4 separate regions of the Homo sapiens genome follow, and all the other regions are linked to region 1. The links are chromatin contacts, found by Hi-C or POLR2A ChIA-PET in ENCODE. All regions are on one chromosome and are shown on one strand. Each heading gives the region's core, a stretch centred on a gene start or an enhancer-like site at or near the end of the contact. The rest is flanking DNA. Distances are from core to core; before and after follow the strand shown. Region 1 overlaps LOC101929129 (a long non-coding RNA gene). Region 2 has its middle 170 kb from the start of TLE3. Region 3 has its middle 36 kb from the start of LINC00593. Region 4 has its middle 83 kb from the start of TLE3.

Evidence for each region. A loop is a pair of places that touch in the nucleus more often than their neighbours do. ChIA-PET counts read pairs that join two places held with the same protein, here RNA polymerase II (POLR2A). Pooled maps may share reads with other maps.
Region 2: a loop to region 1 is called in a map with no recorded cell type, with 2.6 times the contacts of the local background. The contact joins two enhancer-like sites. A Hi-C loop is called at or near these places in 1 of 168 maps with a recorded cell type or tissue (heart right ventricle), 7 of 37 single-sample maps with no recorded cell type and 5 of 50 pooled maps. POLR2A ChIA-PET finds 5 or more read pairs at or near these places in 1 of 52 experiments (H1).
Region 3: a pooled map shows a loop between it and region 1 (2.1-fold over the local background). The contact joins two enhancer-like sites. A Hi-C loop is called at or near these places in 2 of 50 pooled maps. POLR2A ChIA-PET finds 5 or more read pairs at or near these places in 2 of 52 experiments (MCF 10A and activated T-cell).
Region 4: a pooled map shows a loop between it and region 1 (2.1-fold over the local background). The contact joins two enhancer-like sites. A Hi-C loop is called at or near these places in 1 of 168 maps with a recorded cell type or tissue (mammary epithelial cell), 5 of 37 single-sample maps with no recorded cell type and 5 of 50 pooled maps. POLR2A ChIA-PET finds 5 or more read pairs at or near these places in 1 of 52 experiments (MCF 10A).

Annotation. Positions count from the first base shown.
Region 1 is chr15:70,012,099-70,017,356 of GRCh38, forward strand. The region is part of intron 2 of LOC101929129 (a long non-coding RNA gene); the gene reads right to left. Among named protein-coding and RNA genes, the nearest start is that of MIR629, 65 kb to the right of the region's middle. RefSeq lists enhancers at 2,804-3,307, 4,714-4,763. Within about 2 kb of position 2,918, at least 4 of the 41 ENCODE cell types and tissues checked have a DNase peak (open chromatin) inside an H3K27ac peak, as active enhancers do.
Region 2 is chr15:70,262,213-70,267,470 of GRCh38, forward strand. No RefSeq gene overlaps it. Among named protein-coding and RNA genes, the nearest start is that of TLE3, 170 kb to the left of the region's middle. RefSeq lists enhancers at 376-445, 486-635, 4,436-5,089. Within about 2 kb of position 2,164, at least 6 of the 41 ENCODE cell types and tissues checked have a DNase peak (open chromatin) inside an H3K27ac peak, as active enhancers do.
Region 3 is chr15:69,796,473-69,801,730 of GRCh38, forward strand. No RefSeq gene overlaps it. Among named protein-coding and RNA genes, the nearest start is that of LINC00593, 36 kb to the right of the region's middle. RefSeq lists an enhancer at 1,967-3,166. Within about 2 kb of position 2,344, at least 3 of the 41 ENCODE cell types and tissues checked have a DNase peak (open chromatin) inside an H3K27ac peak, as active enhancers do.
Region 4 is chr15:70,177,926-70,183,183 of GRCh38, forward strand. No RefSeq gene overlaps it. Among named protein-coding and RNA genes, the nearest start is that of TLE3, 83 kb to the left of the region's middle. RefSeq lists enhancers at 2,665-3,248, 3,249-3,832. Within about 2 kb of position 3,211, at least 3 of the 41 ENCODE cell types and tissues checked have a DNase peak (open chromatin) inside an H3K27ac peak, as active enhancers do.

The sequences.
Region 1 (5,258 bases), core at 1,668-4,167:
TCTGGAGTGTAGTTGAATTCGTGAGCACTGGAGTCAGGCTACCAGGTTCAAACCCTGACTTGGCAGTTACTGTGTGGCCTTGGGAGAGGCACTCAACCTCTCATTTATAAAATGAGGTTGATAATAATATCACCTACCTTCTAGGATTTTTGTGACATTAAACAAATTAACACATGCAAACACTTAGAGCACTGTCTAGCACCTTGTAAGTACTCAAGAGCTATTAGCTACTATCATTATTTTCTATGCCCTAAATGTTCATTTCCTATCCATGGCCATAATGATTTCTGCTCAATAACAAAGATAAGAAGCAGGATAGCTCTCATTTAGAAAGTTGTACACAGCAATAAACTCTTCCAGTGCACCAGCTCCTCAAAGTGCAAAGCACAGTGAATGGCACATAGTAGGTGCTCAGTAAATGTCAAGATCCCTAAGCACGCAGATCACCCAAATTACTTTTTTACTCAGTTAACTTTTAACCCCTCTTTGTTTTTTAAGCATATATATGCCTTATATATATATATACAGGGTCTCTAATATATATCTAATATGTTGCCCAGGCTGATCTCGAATTCCTAGGCTCAAGTGACTCTCTCCTACCTCAACCTCCCAAAATGCTGGGATTACAGGCTTGAGTCACCTTTCCCAGACTAACTGTAATTCAAATTGCCCTCAACAGTGTGTTTCTTAAAGAAAACAATTTTTTTTTCTGTGTGTTTTAAAATGGACCGAATCATTTTACAGGTCACTCAATGATGGACTGCCATCTTCCAGGGTTGCCTTTCTTTGTGAACCTCCCGTTGCCTTTATTCCAAACCTCAAGGCTCACATGCCCCATATCCAGCCAGCCCCCAAATCCTGTTGATTTTCCTTAAATGGCCCTCTTTCCCAGGCCTTGCTCATGGCTTCTGTTCAGCATTTTTGTTACTCCTGAACTGTGACAGTTCCCTCTAGATCCTCCCCTTCCCAGTCAATCCCATGTCATAAATCTCCCCTTTCTAGGGATCCATCATGGGCCGCCCCTGTGCTGCCCCACCCTGTTCCTAGCCCTGTCAGGCTATCTTTCCGACACAACCTTATTCTGGGCAGCTTTTCTTGCTTGCCCAGCTCATTTGAAAACTCTTGAAGGAGACATCACATTTTAGGTGCCGCATGGATTTTCCAGTACATTCACATCTAACATAGAGTGAGCACAAAAAGAGGCCTGCAACACACACTTCCCAGTGACCAGTGGAGTGGTTAGAGCCATGCTTTCAAATCCAGTTGAGCTGGCCCTGTTTGTAGTTTGAGAAATATTCTGGGGCCCGATTTGCCAGTCTGAGTAACTAGGTGTGGCACCAAGTGTCGGCAGCTAATTGCTTTTAACCATTATTAATAGGTCTGCACTAATTATCTCTTGCACATAGGCAAGATTTTACAGATGAGAGAGGGAGGGAGAGGAGGAGTAAAGGGATGTGCCCAAGGCTACGAGGTGAGTGGATTGTCAGCATGGGGGCTAGAACCCAGGGATTTGCAGTCCTAGGTCAGGGGGTGCCTCCAGGTAGGGGTGGGGTGGAGAGGGGTGGTTTTGGGGGCTGCAGGGCTGGGACCGGGGAGAACAGCTCTGCGCAGGTTGGTGAAGCTACCGTCTTGCCTTCCCCCTCCCCCCACTCCCAGAATGCAATCTACCGAAACCTCTTATTAAAAGTATCCTGGGGGTGATAAAAGTGTCACTAGAGATTTGCTCATTTTCTAAACTGTCATTAAAAAGAAATTTATGGTCAGGGGAAATATAGGCAGTGGAGGGTGGAGTGTGGGCAGGGAGAGAGGGAGGATGATTTCAAATCAGTCCCTTAATAAATTAAAGATGCTCACTTGCAAGAGGGGCTTGGAAAAGGAAATTGCTAGAAACTCATGGCTTTCTCCATTCCAGCTGGCCGGTGTCCTCCTCCTGCACTCTTCCTCTCAACTACACTCCCATTCACACCCACCCCTCCCCTCCTGACAAATCCACAGGGCAAATGCTTCCTCCCTGCGGGCCCACCCCATCCCGTCCTCCTCCAGGAAGGCCTCCAGTTCCCCTCCCTGAGGCTTCCACAGCCCCACTGTCTGAATATTAGATAGACTATGTCTCACCCCCACTATACTGTAAGATCTTTGAAGGTAGGAGTCTTGCCTCGAACTATTGCATGAATCTTAATCAAGGGAGGTGGAGGTGATCTCATTCCCTTAAATTATTAGGAAATGTTAACCGAGAAAAGGGAATGAAGAACCCAAGGAGTTCAGACCTCATTTCACACACGAGGAGCCTGAAGCTCGGAGGGGAAATGGAACTCACCTCAGGTCACAGGGGAGCTGTGAGAACCCGCCTCTCCTGGGGTCCAGCAGTGTGCCCAAGAGCTTACACTCAGAGTCCAACTGTGCCCTCCCCACTCACTGGCTTGGGGAACCTTGAGAAAGTCACCAAGCCTCCTGTGCCTTGGGCACCAGAGTTGTTGTGGGTATCAGCTGTGACGCTGTTCGTGCTTTGCTCAGTGATATTTTTATTTTGCATCACTTTGTCATTGGCATCATGATGGCAGGAAGGAAGGCAGGGAAGCTCGAAGCTGTCAGGGCTTCAGTCTTTTGCCTGGACCCTCTTCACCTGCTCAGCAATTGTCCAAGCATCCACTAAGTGCCAAGTCCTGGGCTAGGCTTGGGAGATACAGAGACCAGCAGGCATGGCCCCAGCCCTAGACACACTTCAGTCTGGTGGGGAAACTACTGCTGCGAATGTGGGGGTCCCCGATGGCCTGGCTCTCACTCCTTCTGGGTGGGTTGTGGGTTCACATTTCTCCCCCCACTGGACTTTGAGTAGCCCTGCCTCTGGCTTTGGCCAAGCAGGACCAGCCCAGAAGGAGGCCTCTGGGGAAAGGAAGAGGGTGTGCCTGGCAGGGGTGGGAACAAGGGTGTGGGGAGCTCAGCAGGTGCTGACCACTGAGAAAGGGAAGTGAGAGAGCAGGTTCAGGCCAGGTTGCAGGCTGGGCCCGTGGGGATGAGGCTCTTAGGTCTGAGCCAGGCCAGCAAGGTGGAATAACCCCGCCTCCGCCTAATGCAGATGCTCAACTCTTGCCCTGAGTGAGGTTCAGGAAGAGAGGCTGGAGGCAGGGGGCAGTCCATAACAAAAGGCTGAGAGCTGAGCCTGCCTCAGACCTGCTCTGCTAGCTCCACAAGCTTCCTGCCTGGGCCTCCTTCCCCGGTCGGCTGGGCACGACGCTGTCCTCTGCTTCCTACCCTCCGAACTGAGGATCAGCTGAAGGCAGTCAAGGAATGAGCACTCTCTGAATGAAAAGAGCACATTTCAGAACCTCATGGAAGCCTTTTAGTGCACATGCCATGAGGCCTGGGTGGGGAGGGGAGGGAAGAGGAAAGGGAAGAGGATTTGACATCGAGATGGAAAGAGGGAACACAGAACTTCTGTGCACGGCATTTAGAACACAAACACTGCATCACTGAACCATGAGGCTGCAATGCAGACAAAAGAAGCCTGGAGAAATCCCAGTGGGTTTCTTGGAGGAGGGGAAGGCTGGTTTGGGCTTCACAAGTTTGGTGCACACAGGGAGAGGGGAGAAAGTAAGGCACAGGCCACAGCGGGAGGGCTTGGGACCATGGGGGCCCTGCAGGTCTGGCCAGGCCATGAGCAGAGTAGGGGGTGGGAGGCTTCCAGTCTCTAAGGGGCCTGAGGACCCAGGTCCCCGCAGCCCTCCTGACCCCCAGGGGGCCCCTCCAGCCTGTTTGGTGGGTTGTTTGCCAGCCTCTGCCTGGGAGCCTCGGCCTTCCATCTAGACATCAGGCCAGCCTCCACGTGGAGGCAAAGGACGGCAGATCAAGGATGGGCTGACGGGCAGGGGGTGTGATCAGTGGAAAGTTCTGCCTGCACAACAGCACACTGATGCCTCCGGGGCCAGCCTTGTCCTGCGCTCAGGATTTCTCCCAGCCTGGCTTGGCCTCTGCTTTACTCCGACACTATTTTTATGCCTCGATACCTCACTTTGCATCTGTGGCTCTCTGTTTTGCTTTCTCTCTCTCTCTCTCTCTCTCTCTCTCTCTCTCTGTCTCTCTTCTCTGCCTCGTTCTGAACATCTCTGTCTGGCTCGCTGTGTCTTGCTTTCCCTGTGTGTCTCTCTCCATCTCTGTCCCTCTCTCTCTCTCTCCCTCTCAGGACTCCCTGACCCGTTCTGTGTGACTCTGTCCATCTGTGACCTGCCCTCTGTTACCACAGCACTAGCTGACAGATGCTGAGAGTCTAGGCTGGAGAAGTTTTTCGGGTTCCAGGCAGGCGTCCTGGAGACTTCAGCCTGCAGGGAGTGCGGCTCCTTTTGCTTTAATCTGGGGGGAATCTGACATTGGTTTCTTTGACCTCCTCTGCCTTTGATCTTTATCTTTGAAACCCTGTGTTGTTAGAATGCGATTGACTTCAGATGTTCTCATCCTCCCCAGAAAGCTGAGGGAACGCAGGGCAGGGGTCTGGCTGGGTGATCCCCCAACATCACATGGGCAAAGATCCTTCAAGGGCTCTGGGCTTCAGGCTGGACACCTCCAGCAGGCTGAGAGGCTGTTTGTGAAGCCTGCAAGCTCTCATACAGTGGAGGGCCATGTGGTACATGGGAACACCCGGGGCTTCAGGAAACAGACCTTCCTGGGTTCTAACCCCAGCCCTGCCATTGCTGCCTGAGTGACTCGGGACAGGTCGTAACTCTGAGTTTCTGTTTTCTCTTCTGGGGTTTCCATTTTCTCACCTCATGGGGGTAAAACTGAGCATGAGAACTTGATGCACTGATACGTGAAAGTGCCTCATGGATTACTTAGTATGTAGCTAGTGCTCAAAAATGTTCCATTTCCTCTGCCTTCCTCTTCCCTCTCTCCAAGACTTCATTCAAGTCCAGGCTTCGCTGGAGCAATAGAACATCCCTATAATAATTACAGGGCCTTGCTCATCATCCCTGCTTTGCAGGGCACAGAGACATTGATAGATACACCACTCTCACCCCACACCTTGTGCATGACCAGCATGTGGCTATTTTTACAGCATCTCCAGGGCTTATCAGCCCTCCAGCTCTCCACCCGCATTCATTCACTGAGGCGTCAGGTCATAGCAGGACCCAGAGAGTGTAAATGACAAGCACAAAACCAACAATAACAATAAAGTAACCGACTTATACAGCGCTCTTGTGCCTGCAAAGTCTTCCTTCAGACAGACTTTGTTGCTTTTCATGAGACTCCCCAAGAGGTTACAGATA
Region 2 (5,258 bases), core at 914-3,413, 250 kb after region 1:
CTCTCACAACCTCTTGGTCTGTCTTGCAGGCTCCTGCATTTCCTCTCACTGTTTCTCTCTTCCCCTGTCTCCCCTCCCTCTCCCCCTGCTTTGCTGGAAAGATGTTAATTGCACCTGCAATTACCTAATTGCCATGGCAATTAGCCAGTTGCACTCTATTTTGAAGGTGCAAATGGAAAATTGCAGGCATAAGGGGTAATTTTTGGGCACAAAACTGTGCCCAGAGAACTTTGGCCTTGGCCCCGGGGGCCCAGGGGAGACTGGAGAGCTGGAGAGAGCCAGGTCTGGGGTGTGAAGCTCTTCTCCCAGGTGGGGTGGGACTTGGGGGTGGGGAATTCCCCTATAAGCAATTCACATCATCTCTAATGCAGAGCAAGACCAACCTGCCAGCTCTAATTATAGTGATTTTCATATTATCACTAGTGCTGATGAGAACTCATCATCAATACTCAGCAAGGTCATTCAAGGTGCTGAGAGAGGGTGGGAGCCCGACCTCCAAACTTTCCAGGCTGGTGTGGAGGGCTGGGTCACAAGCCTACCCCAGAAGGCCACTTCCGGGGTGCAGGACGGAGCCCCAGAGCAACAATCAGGCTGCCTGGCACTTGCTGGCTGTGAGCACCTGGTGAGCAGTGGTGCAAAGAGGCCTGAAAAGTAAATGCGCTGAATTTCATGGGTGAAGTCCAAGGCTTAGCCCCTTTCAATCCCCTTCCTCTAGGAGTCAGCACTGCCAGGGGAGAAAGGAAGCAGGATGTCCACTTCTGTCAGGAGACATGTGACTCCAAGAGTAGCCCCTCCACATGACCAGCGCCTGGCCAGCTGCCTGCTTTGGGAGCAAGTGGTTGTGAGCCTGGACAGTGGGTGTCTGGGGCCTTGGGCTTGGGTGGGGCTTGTGAGCAGTGACAAGAGATGACCCCCAGGGGTGCCCTTGTCCAGAAGCCTGCACTGGAGGTCAGAACCTGGGATCTAGCTTGGATAGGGGAGAGGGCTCTGGGATACAGGAGAGGCCATCTGGGGGTAGGAGATGGGGGCTCCTAGGGGACTGGCATCGATGTTGCATTGACAAGGCCAGGACTCCATTTCTATATGGACTGTGTGTGTTTAGGGCAGCCTTGGGGATGCTGATGGGGAGTTGGGGGAGGTGGTGGCTGGCATTGCTTATAGTCCTTGTCTCCTTAGGAAACCTGAGACAAGGAAGTCCCCAAACGATAACTGAATCCTACCATGTGCCCAGCATTGGGCTAGGTGCTTCTGGCAATACAGAGGCGACCAATCAGTGGACGTTATCCTCACTGGCTAGACACTGGCTCCCTACTAGACAGGGAGTGTAGAGGGGTGTGTACAAGCAGACAAAGAAGGTTTGCGACAAGTGCAGGGACAATCTAGCTCAGCATTCATCTACACACTGGGGAGTTTACAAATGCTATTGAATGAAGAAATGAACCAATTAATTAATGAATGGTTGAACAAGATGCTGCCTCTCACTTGAGGAGGCTGGGTTTGAGGTCCTGGGCATTTCTCACAGACTTGAAGTCCATGCTGATGCACCCCGCTTCTCCCTGCCTTTTCTGGAAACGTCCTCCAGCCTCATCTCTCCTCCCAGCCCTCCAGGGAACCCCTGCCTGTGGGATACAGCTTTCAGCCTGCGTTGCTCTGGCCCAGAGATTTTTGGAGCTTTACCTCTTGGGCCCTTGCTTTCCTGCTGAGAGGAAAGGATGTACTTTTTTTTTTTTTTTTTGTCCTAGTACGTTGTCAAACTGGCTTTTAAAATCCCAAAGCTCCAAGGCTCTAAGCAGTGAAGCTGCGGTACAAGTGACCCCTCAATCCTCCTCTGCCATGCATGGGAGTGGCTTGCGGGGGAGCTCAGAGCTGGAGTGAGGAAGATTGACTGCAGGGCTGGGGGCAGCCAGCAGCCCCGCCTTCCAGCCTACTCCACTCCTGCTACCCGCTTCCAGCACTGGCCTCCACACAGACATCCAACTAAACACAATACTGTCCAAGGCCTCAAGTACAAGTTAATTAATTCACCAGAGGGAAGGCAGGCTATAAATAACTGATGGGAGCAGAGGGGGCAGCTGGGGCAGGTTTATTCACCAGCGGTTTCGCAGTCTCTGCTCTGGCAATACAGGTTAATGAGCACAGGCCTCCTTGCCGACATAATAGCGACTAAAAATAAAAAAAGAGGAACGAGTCACCCTCCCTGGTGAATCAGACGCCTCCAATTGTAGTTTCCATGCTGATACTGTAATTTTCCTGTTCCTCTTGCTCCTCCAGGGGCTGATGGAAACGGAACCCCCCCACCGCCCCCACCCGAAACCCCGCCGCAAAGGAGGCAGATCCCTTTCTGGTTTGTTTCCCTTCCTTTCAGGAAAGAGAGAGATGGTGGGTAGGCGGGAGGGAGGGCGACTGAAATCCAAGCCCAGACCCCAGGACATGTCAAAGTTGCAGACCCAACTCTGTCTCCTGTGACTAAATGCATGTCATTGCCCTGGTCTATTCCCTCCCTCTAGATTTGTCAGATGAAGAAACTGAGGCACAGGGAGGAAAAGCAACTTGCCAAGAGTCTCCCAGGAGTGTCCCAGGAGTGCAGGAGCCAGGCCCAGCACTCCCCAGCCAGTGCTGTCATCTCTGTTCTGTTCACTCCTCCTATCCTGGCCACGAACCTACACTCCTAGGTCCTCCCCAACGCCGGCTCCTGCCCCACCCTCACTCCACCCCACGCTCCACCCTGACCTCTCCAAGGGACCTATAGGTTGGAAATCCTCCAATTCCCAGCCCTCCTCTGGCCACTTGAGCTGCATATGCAGGTTGCCAGAAGGTTCTTGTTACAGGCCTTTGACCTGGAGGTCCCCTTGACCCACCTGGCTGAGGATAGGTGTGTGGAGCTTCCCAGGCACACGCTCCAACCTTTGGAGGAGTCAGCCAGCCTATACAACGCCTTCGTGTGAATTAGAAAAGGCTCCTCCTCTGGGCAGACACAGCCCATACCAGGGCTTGACCAGTGGGCCTAGGGTGGGTTTCAGGTCCCACTTGACCCAGCCCCCACCAGGTGCCTTTGAGCAGTGCACACACTGGACAACCTTCTCCAACAGGCCTGCCTGCCTCTGTCTTCCTGGAGGCCAGCCAAGCCCCCAAAAGTGTTCCAAGAGAGTAGAACTTTCATGAAAACTAAATGAGTCTCCCCACCTTTGTCCTCACCCCCGACCTCAGCCCCCTCTCCCCAGTGTATATTATGAAAGGAAGAAGACAGACAGGAACTGAATTGCCCATGGGGACCACAGCAGCCCTTTCCTGGAGGGAGCAGGGGGCTTGGGGACCCAGCACCTAGGGGGCTAAGAAGCGCACCACGGGAGGTGGATACAGAAACAGCTAAAGCCAGAGGGCAGCGCCAAGCCAGACTCCAGTTGGCTGACCCCGAGGCCCAGCCCTGCCCCCTGCACATGGGGATGCTTTTGTCCCACTAGGGCTCGTGCCTTAGTGACTGTCACCTGTTGGAGGAGAGAGGCCTCATTCTGGAGAATGGAGAAGGAAGATGGGCAGGAGGAGGGTTGCTCCACCTGCTGGGGGATGCAGTGACACCCTCTGGCAATTCTCTGGGTGCTCCATGACCAGCCACTGAGGACGATGACCATCTGGCCACCGGTTCAGCCACATCATCATTCTGTGACAATTTGCATGGCAGATGTCAAGCCCAGATGAAAGGCCAGTCTGTCTTCTATATTCCTCCTCTCTTCTCGCTCGCTGAAAACTCCCTGCAGAGGAAACTGGCTCTACCTTGGACCACGGGGCCCACGGACCTGTGGAGAAATTATTTTCTGTGGCTTTTCTCCACAGCTCCTTCCTCCAGCCTGCCCAAGCCTATGCGCAGTGAACCCAGGCACTCTCCTTACTCCCCACACCGTCAGCTTCCTGACTCCCTCACCGGCTCTCATCCCCCCACCACCCCCTGCTCCCCCACAAGGTTAACACTGCAGCTCTGGCGTCTTCCTCCCAGGCAGCAGCCTTCTCAGGGCTTCCTTGCTTCCCCTCTCCATCTCTGCCAGTGTCACCAGCACCGTGAGGCCAAGGGGCACCAGGTGAAGGCCCTTACATCTTCTTGTCCTCTCCAGGATGTGAGGCGGGGGCAGGAGAAGGAGAGGAGAGTGAGGGGTGAATTGAGAAAGGCAGAAGGCAACAGTGGTATAGCTGGAGGCCCACCATGACCTTCCACACAGGCCCAGCCGCCCAGACTCAGCACCCTCCACAGCACGACTCCAGAGGCCCTCGGGTCCTGCCACCCAACCTGTGGACTGACGGCTGCGCCCACGCCCGCCTTCCGCCCTCCTCCCTGTCTCCACCGCAGCAGTTTCCCTAACCCTCAGAGACCGCTCCTTCCATCAGCCCCTATCTGCTGCATCCCCAAGCTCCCTCCCTCTCTCGTGGCTCCTGGCCAACAGTGTTGCCACAAGTTCAGCCTCTTCTGGAAAGCATCCCTTTCTTGGCTTCCTGACCCCTTCCCGCTGTGGTCCCACCCCCGCTTTTCTTTCACAGCCAAACCTCTCACCTGGGGGCATCTACACAAGTGTTTCCCACTTCCTCACCTCCCACCTCCCTCAGTCTGGCTGCGGCCCCCTCCAGGCCGCTGAGGCTGGCCTCTGACAGCTGCCTCTGACCTCCTTGTTGCCAAATCTAGCGGACGCCCTTCCTCCCCCATCGCACGTGGGCTATGGACCCGGCCTGGCACTGCCGACACTTCCTCCTCCTTGACACACTTTCTGGCCTCAGCTGCTGGACACCCAGGCGTCACCGCTCTCCTCCCTGATTGTGGGCAGCTCAGCTTCCTCCTAGACGTGGGTGTTGCTTAGAGGGCTGTTCTGGACTCCCTCCTCTCTCACTCCACACCCTCCCTTTTGTTTTCACATCTTCACAGTGCCTTCTCTAAGATAATGACCCCCACATCATCAGCAGCAGCCTGGACATATTCCTTTGTGGTGGGACAAAGGCAGGCCCAGCCAGGGCCCTTCGGCTCACTCTTCCCAAATGGCTTCTGGGTCAGCCCGGAGCCCAACTGGGATGAAAGGCCCCTGAGGTCAAAAGTCATATTCTCTTCCCTTCTGTATCCTCAAAGGGCCCAGAAAAGTGCTAGGCAAAGCTTTAGGCCCCTGCTCTGTTGAAAAAAGAGGTTCAATCCAAATAAAAACCAATTGCAATGTCAGAGACTTACCAGAGGCTAGGGTAAGTGTCCCCTTGGACAAGCCATGGTCCCCCAGGCACCTCACTCT
Region 3 (5,258 bases), core at 1,094-3,593, 220 kb before region 1:
AACCTCCGCCTCCCAGGTTTAAGCGATTCTCCTGCCTCAGCCTCCCGAGTAGCTAGGATTACAGGCATGTGCCACCACGCCCAGCTAATTTTTTTTTTTTTTTTTTTTTTTTAGTTGAGATGGGGTTTCTCCAGGTTGGTCAGGCTGGTCTCAAACTCCCGACCTCAGGTGATCAGCCCGCCTCGGCCTCCCAAAGTGCTGGGATTACAGGCGTGAGCCACTGCGTGCCCGGCAGCAGATGAACTTTCAATCGGAGCAATGGTATGATGGAAATGCCTGGGTAGAAAGGGGCTGAGAATGGGGGAGGGAAAGAGAATTGGCTGGATGGAGCCCCTGCCCCATCTCTGTCCCAAGGAGGCTATCAGTAGGGGAAGTAAGAGCCAGGGCTCTGGGCTCTGGAACCAGGCTGGCCTAAGTTTACATCCAAGGTCCCGAGAAGCTACGTGGCCCCAGGCAAGCTGTTGTACCTCTTTCAGCTTTTATTGCCTCTCTGTAAAATGGGGACAATATTCAGACCTCACAGAGTAGTTTGCAAGCTTAACGTGAAAAGGGATAACATATATAAAATGTCTAGTGCAGAGTCAGCACATCATACATGTAGCTGCTGGTATTTTCAACAACGTTTTGCTGTGGCTCACTTCTTCCAAGCAGGTAGTTCTAGGCAGCCCCCAGCCTGAGGATGGGTCCTGGCCCACAGGGAGGATGTGAAATGCTTCCTGGCTGAGGCAAGAATGACTTCAGCATCGGGTTCTGCCCGTGGCTGGAGCTCTGTGCTGCTGCCCTGATGGCTTCCTTGGTGTTGGGGTATCTGTCCTGCCTTGACCCCTGGCCCTGGCATCCCTCATTCCTGACCTAACCTATTCCTTCTTGACTCCTGGGCCTTGCCTCAACCATCCCCTTTTCAGCCTGCCTTGGTGGTGAGTGAGAGGAACTTGGGATCCAAGGCCCTCAATACCCTAGCCTTGAAGGAATCCGTGGAGGCTTACCGGTCTGTATGAAGCCAGTCTAGGGCTCCCCGAGGTGGTGCCTGTCCTATATCCCCTAATTTCCACCCTACAGGCAGAAATGAACTCACAGCTGATTTCTTCCCACCTGAAATTGCTCCTGCAGGCAACCCTAACAGGATCACTTTGAATCCCTGTGAGCTGCTCCTATAGCATCATGACCAAGGGCACAGGTCAGCTCTGAAGCCAGACTGCCTGAGTTTAAAATCCCAAGCCCATGACAATCTAGCTGTGTAACCTTAGGTCAGTGATGAAATTTTTGTGCATCTCATTTTCCCCACCTATAAAGATTTACCACATAGAATTCTCATGTGAATTAAATGAGATAATACAGTTCTTGGCACATAGTACATGCTCAATATATTCATCGTTATTTTCACTCCATTCCTCTGCAAATATCCACCTTAGATTTATGTCCAAATCCCTTCCCACCATCCCATGTTGGTGCTTCTTGGAGGGCGTGGTGCTCCCATGAACTCTCAGTCCTTAGGCCTGAATTTGAAATGTCTGGAGACTGACCTGGAGAGAAAACGAAGGGTCTGAATAATTGAATGGGAGGGATCCACGAAGGCCAGAGAGTGCGCTGGGGCAGCTTGTCTCCTTCTCAACTGCATTCACTCACCTGGATTGAGAAAGCAGAGATGCTGCCAGCTTGGGTAGAATAAGACCTCATCCTAAGGTCCCTCCCTTTGGATACACCACTCTTTCTCTCTGCAAGAAAAGAGAGAGAAAAAAGGTGAATTAAGCACACATCTGAGCCAGGTATGAGCAAGAGGCTGTTTCCGGGACCCCTTCTCCCTCTGACAAGCATCTAAGTTTCTGAGTAAGGAATTGCCCCAAAGACCCCTTTCATGTGCTTAATCCCCTTCCTAACTCAGACCCCGTGTAACCAGAGATACATGTTCATGCATCACCTCTGTCCTCAAGTTTATATCAGTGGCTGCTTCTATCTGGTGAGAAGGTAGAGGGGAGGGGTGGCCTTCTTGTGAGGCTCCATGCCTCACAAGTGCGGCAGTGTGGAGAGGCTGAGCAGGCTCGGCAGGCCAGCAGCACCCTGGGATGGCAGGCCTGGCAGGGCTGGTGCCATGGCAGCTGGCTTCAGGCCCACATCTCCAGTGAAGGCCTCAGAAAGCTTCTGAGCCCACATGAGGTGACTGGACTGGCTGCAAGGAGCTGTGTGAGTAGGAATTGGCCAGGAAAAGTGAACCCCCATTGGGCAAATTCTGGTCCCAGGCCTGGCTGGATCTTGCTGTGGGTGAAAACTGACTCTCTGAGTCTGGGCTGCAGAGAGAGAAAGAGAGATCAGTGAGATGGAGCTTCCCCAAAGGCGTGCATGGCTTCATCACAGCAAATCCTCAGGACGCCCAGGGAGCGCTCACTTCCCTACAGCCTTGTTGACACAGAACATGACATCCTCCTTCTCTTCCTCCCTTTTCATCTTTGCCAAGGCCATATCATTGTTGTTTTACTTTGCGCTTGTTTGGTTTTTCCTGCAGTTGTAAGTATTTTTTCCAGGTTTCTTGGCCACTCCTGTGACTTCTGTGAATTGCTTGCTCATCGAGACTGACCTTTCTGTGCTTGTTTTTGCTTTCTCTTCCCTGGATGAAGTAGTTCCTGGCTGAATGATGACTAAGAATTGGGTGAGAATGTGAGCATCTTACCTTCCAATGAGGTTCCTAAGATGGAAGGAAATGGGCCAGTCAGCCTGAAATTCTGGGAGTACATGAGTCCCTACTCCCTACAGGAAGAGGGGAGGGATAGTTTTCCTTTGAGAGTTTTATTGGGAGATTGAATAACCACTACAAACAAGTATCATTGGCTGAGCCAAATGATTCTGGTGGTTTTTCTGATGCCTAGATTCCACGAAAGATGGGGAATTTGGAGGCCCAACTCAGATACGGCTCAGCTTCTAGACCTGAGCTCGGACCTGCCCTAGAATTAGGGTAGGGAGACTCAGAGTCAGGGAGGCAGAGGAAAAGCAGACTCTCTCTGCTCCTGGAGCAACTGTGACGACCCCTCCACCTGGAGCCTGGCACGCCCCCATCCCAGCTCCAGGCACAGCTGTGGCCCCCTGCACATTTGCTGTCCGTTTACCTTTCCCTTGAAGTTTTCCTGTTTCAGAAACGTGGACCACCACAGCTAGAGAGGTCCTTAAAGGTCTCCCGTAGTCAGGACAGGAGCTGAGCAAAAAGAGAAAAAGTGAGAACTAAGATGAGCTCACATCCATATGAGCACATTAATGCACTTGTGTGAAAAGTTAAATATATGCATGCAGTATATCTAAAAACAAAGTGATTATTATTTTTCTACAAAATATTTCCTTCCTCCAAATTGTCCTACTAGACCTGTTTGTTAAAGAATGGTGATGTGGTGTTGGAGACTCCATGTGTGCATCCTCCCGAAATTAATATGCTGAAATCCTTATCGCACTGTGATGGTAGTGGGAGGCAGGGCCGTTGGGAGATAATTAGGTCATGAGGGCGGGACCCTCAAGAATGGGATTCATGCCCTTGTAAAGGGACCTCAGAGGGCTCTCTAGTTCTCTTTCTGCCATGTGACTGCAGCAGTCTGCAACCTGGAAGAGAGCTGCCATGCCAGAACCCTGCCATGCTAGCAACCTGATCTTGGACATCGGGCCTCCAGCACTGTCCGAAATAAATGTCTGCTGTTTTTATAAGCCACCTATTCTATGGCACTTTGTTACAGCAGCCCAGACTAAGACATAGGGGATGGGAATCTTTTCATCCACCCCTATTTTGCAGAAGGGGAAACTGAGGCCCTGAGCAGGTACACAATTGCCACACACAGCAAGTGGCATTTGATCCTGAATTTTCTGCCTTTGAATTCAGGTCCATTTCTATGATATCTGGCTCCAGTAATTGTACAGCCTGGAGCTGCTTCTTGCCTATAGGAAATATTCTTCAGGATTGAATAAAATAAGTCAGAAAACAGGCTATGTTAGCAAATGCACAGTCAAAGGGGTATTTCCATTTCACTCTGACCTCCTTCAATAGGTCACCATTTTCAACCTGCTGGAAAATTGTCCTTTTTTCCTTTACTTTATGTATTTATATGTATGTGTATATATATATATACATATATATATATATACACATACATATACACACACATATGTGGGTGTGCATGCACATGCACATTTTGTATATGGTATAAATATGAAATTGTATATTTGTATAAAAAGTGTATACATGAAATTATATACACACACACACACACAGATGAAACTTTGGGAATTTCTTTTCAAGCCTTGTATGCAATCACTGCAAAGCTGACACACATCACAGGGAGTAGAGTCAGGCAGAGAGAGAGGGGTTTAAGGGTGTTCCCAGAGCTGGTGTCAGAGTGAAGACTTAAGTACAGTTCTGGAATCTTCCCTTCTCACTGAGATGCCTCAAAAGACTTTTTTTTTTTTTTCCTTAGAAACAGAATGCTAGCTTTCTGACAGGACTACCCACCCGTTCCAGCATATTCTCCCTCAGGTTCTCTCTTTCCACTCTCAAGGTGCTTAGAATCTTCCCAATCTTGATCACTGGACACAGCTTTATCCTTTCAAGGTGCTTTTCCCCTGGATGTCTCATTGGGATGTCACAGTGTTCCTGGGGGCTGGGGACAGGCCCGGGGATGCCACTTCCACAGGGGCTGATACCCTGAGATGTCAGGAACGCTGACAGTCACCTAGCATGTCAAGGTCAGAACTTTAAGACTTCTGACTCCAAAATCAGTGCTCTCTGCCCCTCTCCAGCAGGTGTGTGGGTGGGCGTGGGAGGTGGCTGGGGAGGTGGTGCTGAACTGCAGCACTCAGCAAGCTTCCTTGGAAGGACCATGCAAGGCCGAGCTCCGGGTGATGCCCAGGCGGGGGAGGGATGGGGAATGTGCGGAAGCCCAAGCTCCCCAGCCACTGCAGACAAGCTGGGCGGCCCCTCCAGTAGCGGCCATCCTCCACCCCTCCCTAACTCTGTGGACACATCTGCTGGCTGAACCCAACCTCATCAGAACTGTGGGGGTTTCCGGGGTGATAAATCTTTATTTTCCAGGGTTGTCCTGAATGTGCTACTCTGCTGAACAAAACCATTTCTTCATGGGGTGTTTCTCTTAATTGGCTGGTGGTGCTGCCTGCCCTTGGCAAAATCAGGAGGACAGTTGTCTTTGCAGCCTGCTCACTCCCTTTGGCCCGAGAAGCCCACCCAGTGTCCTCACAGTGCCCCATTTCCCCCACTCCTGGTACCTTGTATC
Region 4 (5,258 bases), core at 1,961-4,460, 170 kb after region 1:
GTCTGTCACCCAGGCTGGAGTGCAGTGGTGCTATCTTGTCTCACTGCAACCTCCACCTCCGTGGTTCAAATGATTCTCATGCCTCAGCCTCCTGAGTAACTGGGACTACAGGGGTGCGCCACCATACCTGGCTAACTTTTGTATTTTTTAGTAGAGATGGGGTTTCACCATGTTGCCCAGGCTGGCTTTGAACTCCTGGCCTCAAGTGATATGCCCGCCTTGGCCTCTAAAAGTCCTGGGATTACAGGCATGAGCCACCGTGTCCAGCCTCTTTTCTATTCTTTTAAAAATAATTGTATGGTGTTTCTCATTTAACTTATTGATATGATGTCTTATATTAGCAGGTTTTCTAATATTAAATCATGTCCACATTCCAGGAATAAAAATTACCTGATCATGGCCTATTCATGTTTTCATTTAAAGCTGCTTTTGCTTTGCTAGTATTTTACTTTGGATTTTTGTGTCAATATAACAGATTGTTAAGAAGGCAAGATCTGGAATGAGGCTGCCTGGGTTTGAATCCTGGACTTGCCATCTCTGGCTGTGTGCCCTTGGGCAAGTTCTTTCCCTCTCTGATTCTCCACAAAAAATGGGATAGTACTGGCATCCAGCTCAGCTCCTAGGGTTATAAGAATTCAATAAGAGCAATATGTGTAAAGTATTTCTACATTTATCTCATCCAAACCTAATGACCTTATGAATTAGGCATTGCCAGCTTCGTTTAATAAAATAGAAAACTGAGGCTCAGAAAGGTTAAGTGACTTGCTCAAAGTCACACCGCTGCTGAATTGCTGGTGAGATATGTCTTCTCCACTTCTCTTTGCCATCTCTCAGTAATTGAGAGCCATTTGCAGTTCTTCAAGGAGCAAACAGTTCAACATCTGCTTGCCTTAGACATACAATTTCCCTTGTTCTGAAGGACCATATTTTCTTTGTCTGAAAAACTTCTACTCATCCTTCAAAACCCAGGTCAAGTATCTCTTCCCCTATGCAGACTTTGTGCCTCATTGGAGAGATTCTGTAAGTTACCATGGCATCTAATGCTTATATTTTTATACCTGTCACACCATTTTGCAGTGGTTTCATCCTCCCCCAGGGTCCTAGGCCTCCGAGAAGGGTTCACCCCCATCTGTTGAACTGAGTGGAGAAGGAGTGTGGCATGGGAGAAAGGGCCCATGTTTTGGAGACCAACTGGAATCTAATTCTCAGCTCCACCAATACCAACAACTTATCTTTCTCCTCCCCAGACTCATTTTCCTCTTCTGTAAAATAGGAATAATATCTCAACCTCACAAGGCAGTTGTGGAAATCACATGTGGGTAAAGCCCTCAGCTCAGCACCCAACACATAGTAAGTGCTCAATAAACATTGTTCCTCTTTTCCCCCTTTTTCCTTTTCCTTTTTTTCCCTCTCCTCTGACACCTCTTTCTCCATGGGAGAACCACAAGCTTCCCGGCCAGGGGCCATTTCCCACACATCTTTCTCCCCACTAGCATCTGGCATGAGCCAAATAAGAAATGCTTCTTGATCAAGTCTCCCCACAACCTTGTGAAAAAGGAAGGGATTTGTGTACCCATTTTACAGAAGATGAAACTGAGGCCCTAAGGAGAAAAGGACCTGCCTAAGGTCACAGAGGTGAGTAAGCAGTAGAGCCAGCACCAGAACCTAAATTCCTTGACCTAATTTCTACTCAAAGGCATTGTTTCTCTGGCCCTAAAATGGCTGCACTTATAGAAATGCATTCCTCAACTTGCACCCTCTGGGACTGTGCCAACAGGTAGATGTTGAAAGAAAAGCAATGAGCCAAACCACACTCTTCCATTGTTTTTGGCATTTAATTATGTTACCCTCTCATAGCATCTGGGGGCTGAGTTCAGCACTGGGGCTGTGGTGTCAGCCAATCCTAGGATGAAATCCCAGCTCTGCCACTTTATGAGTTGAGTGATAAAAAACAAGTGACAGAATCAGGAGTTTTGTTTGACCCTTTGTTTTCCAAACTTGGCAGCATAATGAACAACCTGAGCAAGACCAACAACAGCAACACCAACAATCGGACTTGCCTAAGAGTTTCAGGAGACACATCTTTATCCTGGCTTTAAAGATGAGAAAATCAAGGCACCAAGATGCTAAGTAAATTGCCCGGATTTACAGCCATGGCACAGAAGAGCTAGATTGCAAACCTGGGCCACCTGGCTGCAGACGCTACTTGGTTTTTCTCGTGAGGGATGGGCTAGAGTTCTGAGGAAACGCTTGTGGGTGTGTGAGAGACCCTTGCTGGATGACAATTGGCCCCTTTCTGTCCAGAGTTAACACCCGAATCTTCAGAGGTACAAAAATCAAAGCAGCAGTAAGGAGCAGTGTGGCTCCAGGGAACTGACTGGCCTGGAGCCTGTATTACCAAAGGCAGCAAGAAAACACCAGGCTCTGGCCAGGCAGGCTTCGGTTCTGATCTCAGATCTTGGACTAGCTCCGAGGCCTGGCCCAGGGCAAGTCACCTCATCCTCAAGCCTCAGTTTCCTTGTCCAAGAAATGGGATAATAATAAGGAGCTGGTGTGAGGTTTGGCCCCCTTTGCTTTTTCACACCCTATAGTGGGTCATAGCCCAGGCTTGGCAGTTTAGCTTTAGGAGGAGGTCCTCTCCTCACTGCCCTCCCTCGCCAAGTCCTCAGGTACCTGCCTTGTTCTTGCCAACGTCTCAACAGTGCTCTTTCCTCCTGTCTTTGATCTCCAAACCACTCTGCCTCCGCGACCAGAATCTTCGTCTACCAGTGCCATTCCCCAGCCAGGAAGTCAGCAACTCCCCGCCTCTACCCGTCCTGACGCTGACCCTCTCCACGTGCACACACGTGCATCCACATACAAATGATCTTGGTTTGGGTTCTTCCAAAAGCGGAGTCAAGGACTCAAGGGCAAGTAGTTCGTTTGAGAGATGTCCCAGAAAACACCAGTGGGGAGAAGAGAAGTGAGAGTGAGAGGGAGGGTGCCCAGTACAGACGGGGGTATTCTCAAGCCAGTGGCCACTGTGGGTGCCAGGGCTCAACCCTCCTGGGAAATCCCAGGAAAGAGTCTAGAACTTCGATCTCAGAGCCGTGCCATTTGAGGGCCAGGGGGCTGGGCTATGACTCACGAGCTCTTGCCAATCACTGGGTGAGGGCTGCTCCCCAGGGTTGTTAATTCCTGGCACTACCAGTCTTTTCATGCCTGGGGAGCGCAGACTCCAGTGGCCACAGTTAGGTTCCAGCTGAAGGGATTCTGACGGTGGCAGACGGAAGCTGGCAAGACAAAGGGCCAGGGCAGGGCACCGACAGACTCTGCTACAAGGGTGGGCCTCGCACATGGAGGGCATTTGCATCTCTTGGACGGCCTGATAAGCACAGATTTCTGGGCCCCACACTCAGAGTGTCGGCTTCAGGAGGACTGGGGCGGGGCCCGGAGTCTGCATTTTTACCAAGTGCCTAAGTGGTATGCTGCTGGTTGTCCAGGGTCCACAGTGAAAACCACCGTGCTGCGCACACACACACACACACACACACACACACACACACACACACACACACACACAACCTGCCAAATAAAGTCCAAATGTCTCCGCCTAGTGTTCAAGCCACTCTGTCATCTCCTCTAAATACAGTTGCAATGTTATCTCCCGCAGGCCCCCTGCAGATATTGATGGCTTTTTTGTGCTGTCTCTGGAACCTGCTCTCTTCTTTCTGGCCTCTATATCTTGGCTTGCTCTGTTCTCTGCTGAAATATCCTTTGTCTGCCATTCCTGCCTTTTGAGACTGTGCCCATCCTTTAATTTCAATAGCTTACCTCTTTTCTTCAGTCCTTCCCTTGTCCCAACTCCTTCCCCTCGTCCACTTGCTCTGGGCCTTCATAACCCCTTATCTGGGCCTCTCCAGCAGCACTTGTGGCTGCCTACCTTTATCCTTAGGAAATAAGTGCTTGATTTATCCTCTTCGTAACACCCTACAAATCACTCTGTCAAAGAAGATCTCTTGATTTTCAAAGCCACCCTGGGACATAGGGAGTTGGGTGGTATTATTAGCTCTATTTTGCAGATGAGGTTGAGAGAAGCCAAGTAATTAGCCCAAGGCCACACAGCTGGAACTGGTTGATCAGGCTTTGACTTTGGGTCTTCTAGGTGGAAATTCTGCATTCTGCTCTCCCTCTTGTCTCCTCCCTGCTCTACTGGCAGCCCTCGAGGGCAGAGGCGGAAATACCTTCAATCAATATTTGTTGGATGAGTGGATGGGATGAGTTGGAATGGACTGGAATCTTCTTTGAGTTGTTCCCAGAATAGGCTCTTATAGAAAAGCTTGGCCTTTGGTTGACAAAATGCCTTAAATCCTTCATGTTGCCTCAGAGAACAGTTACCCATCTTCCCCTCTAGAACCCAGAAATTGCAGACTCTAAAATCCCTGTCTGGGGTCAGACCACCCTTTCTCAAGCTTTGCTTCATGATGAACCAACATCCTTGAGCCATCCCCTTCCCCTGCCAGCAAGGCTGAGAAACTCCATGGTCATCTTATCCCTCCAGGTGGCCCCCAATCATCTTCCCATCGTCCCAGAACCATCAGCAAAATCCTAGGAAATGTGGTTACTTCCAGTGAGCAAGGGATACCCATGACTTGTGACTTATAGAAATAAAGGGTCTTGGGGAGAGTGAATCGAAACAAGGGAGAGAAAGGGGTGGGTGGGTGGATGGTGCTTCTTGCAGGGATTGGCCTTTGTCTGCAATGTCTGGGCAGAGGGGGACCCTGTTCGTGGTCCTTGAAAAGGGAGTTCAGTGTGAGGGGACCTGACCTATAGTCAAGAGATCTGGGCACACTTTATCTCTCTGAGCCTTGATCTACCTGTGTACCCTGACTTCCTCAAAGGGCAATTTTAAGAGCCAGATGAGATAATGATTATGCAGGTAGTTTATAAATCACAAAGCCCCATACTATATCAAAACCAAATTCTTATTATACAGACAGGGAAGCCGATTCCCATAGAAGTGACCCAAGACGCACAGTTGATCAGCATCCCAGCATTCACTGGGATATGCCTTACCATCCCCAGGCTCCCAGCTTCTCTGTGCTGACAAGGGATGGAGCCCTGGAGTCTGGGGCTAAAGCTCCAGATCTGGCGCCACCTCTGGTACCAGCCTACCGTGTAATCTCGGGCCAGTTACTTCATGTCTCTGGACTTCAGCTTCTTCGTTTTTTTCTTTTCAAAGAGCCCTCTTTCCTTATTTTCCTGATTGTCCTCCCTGC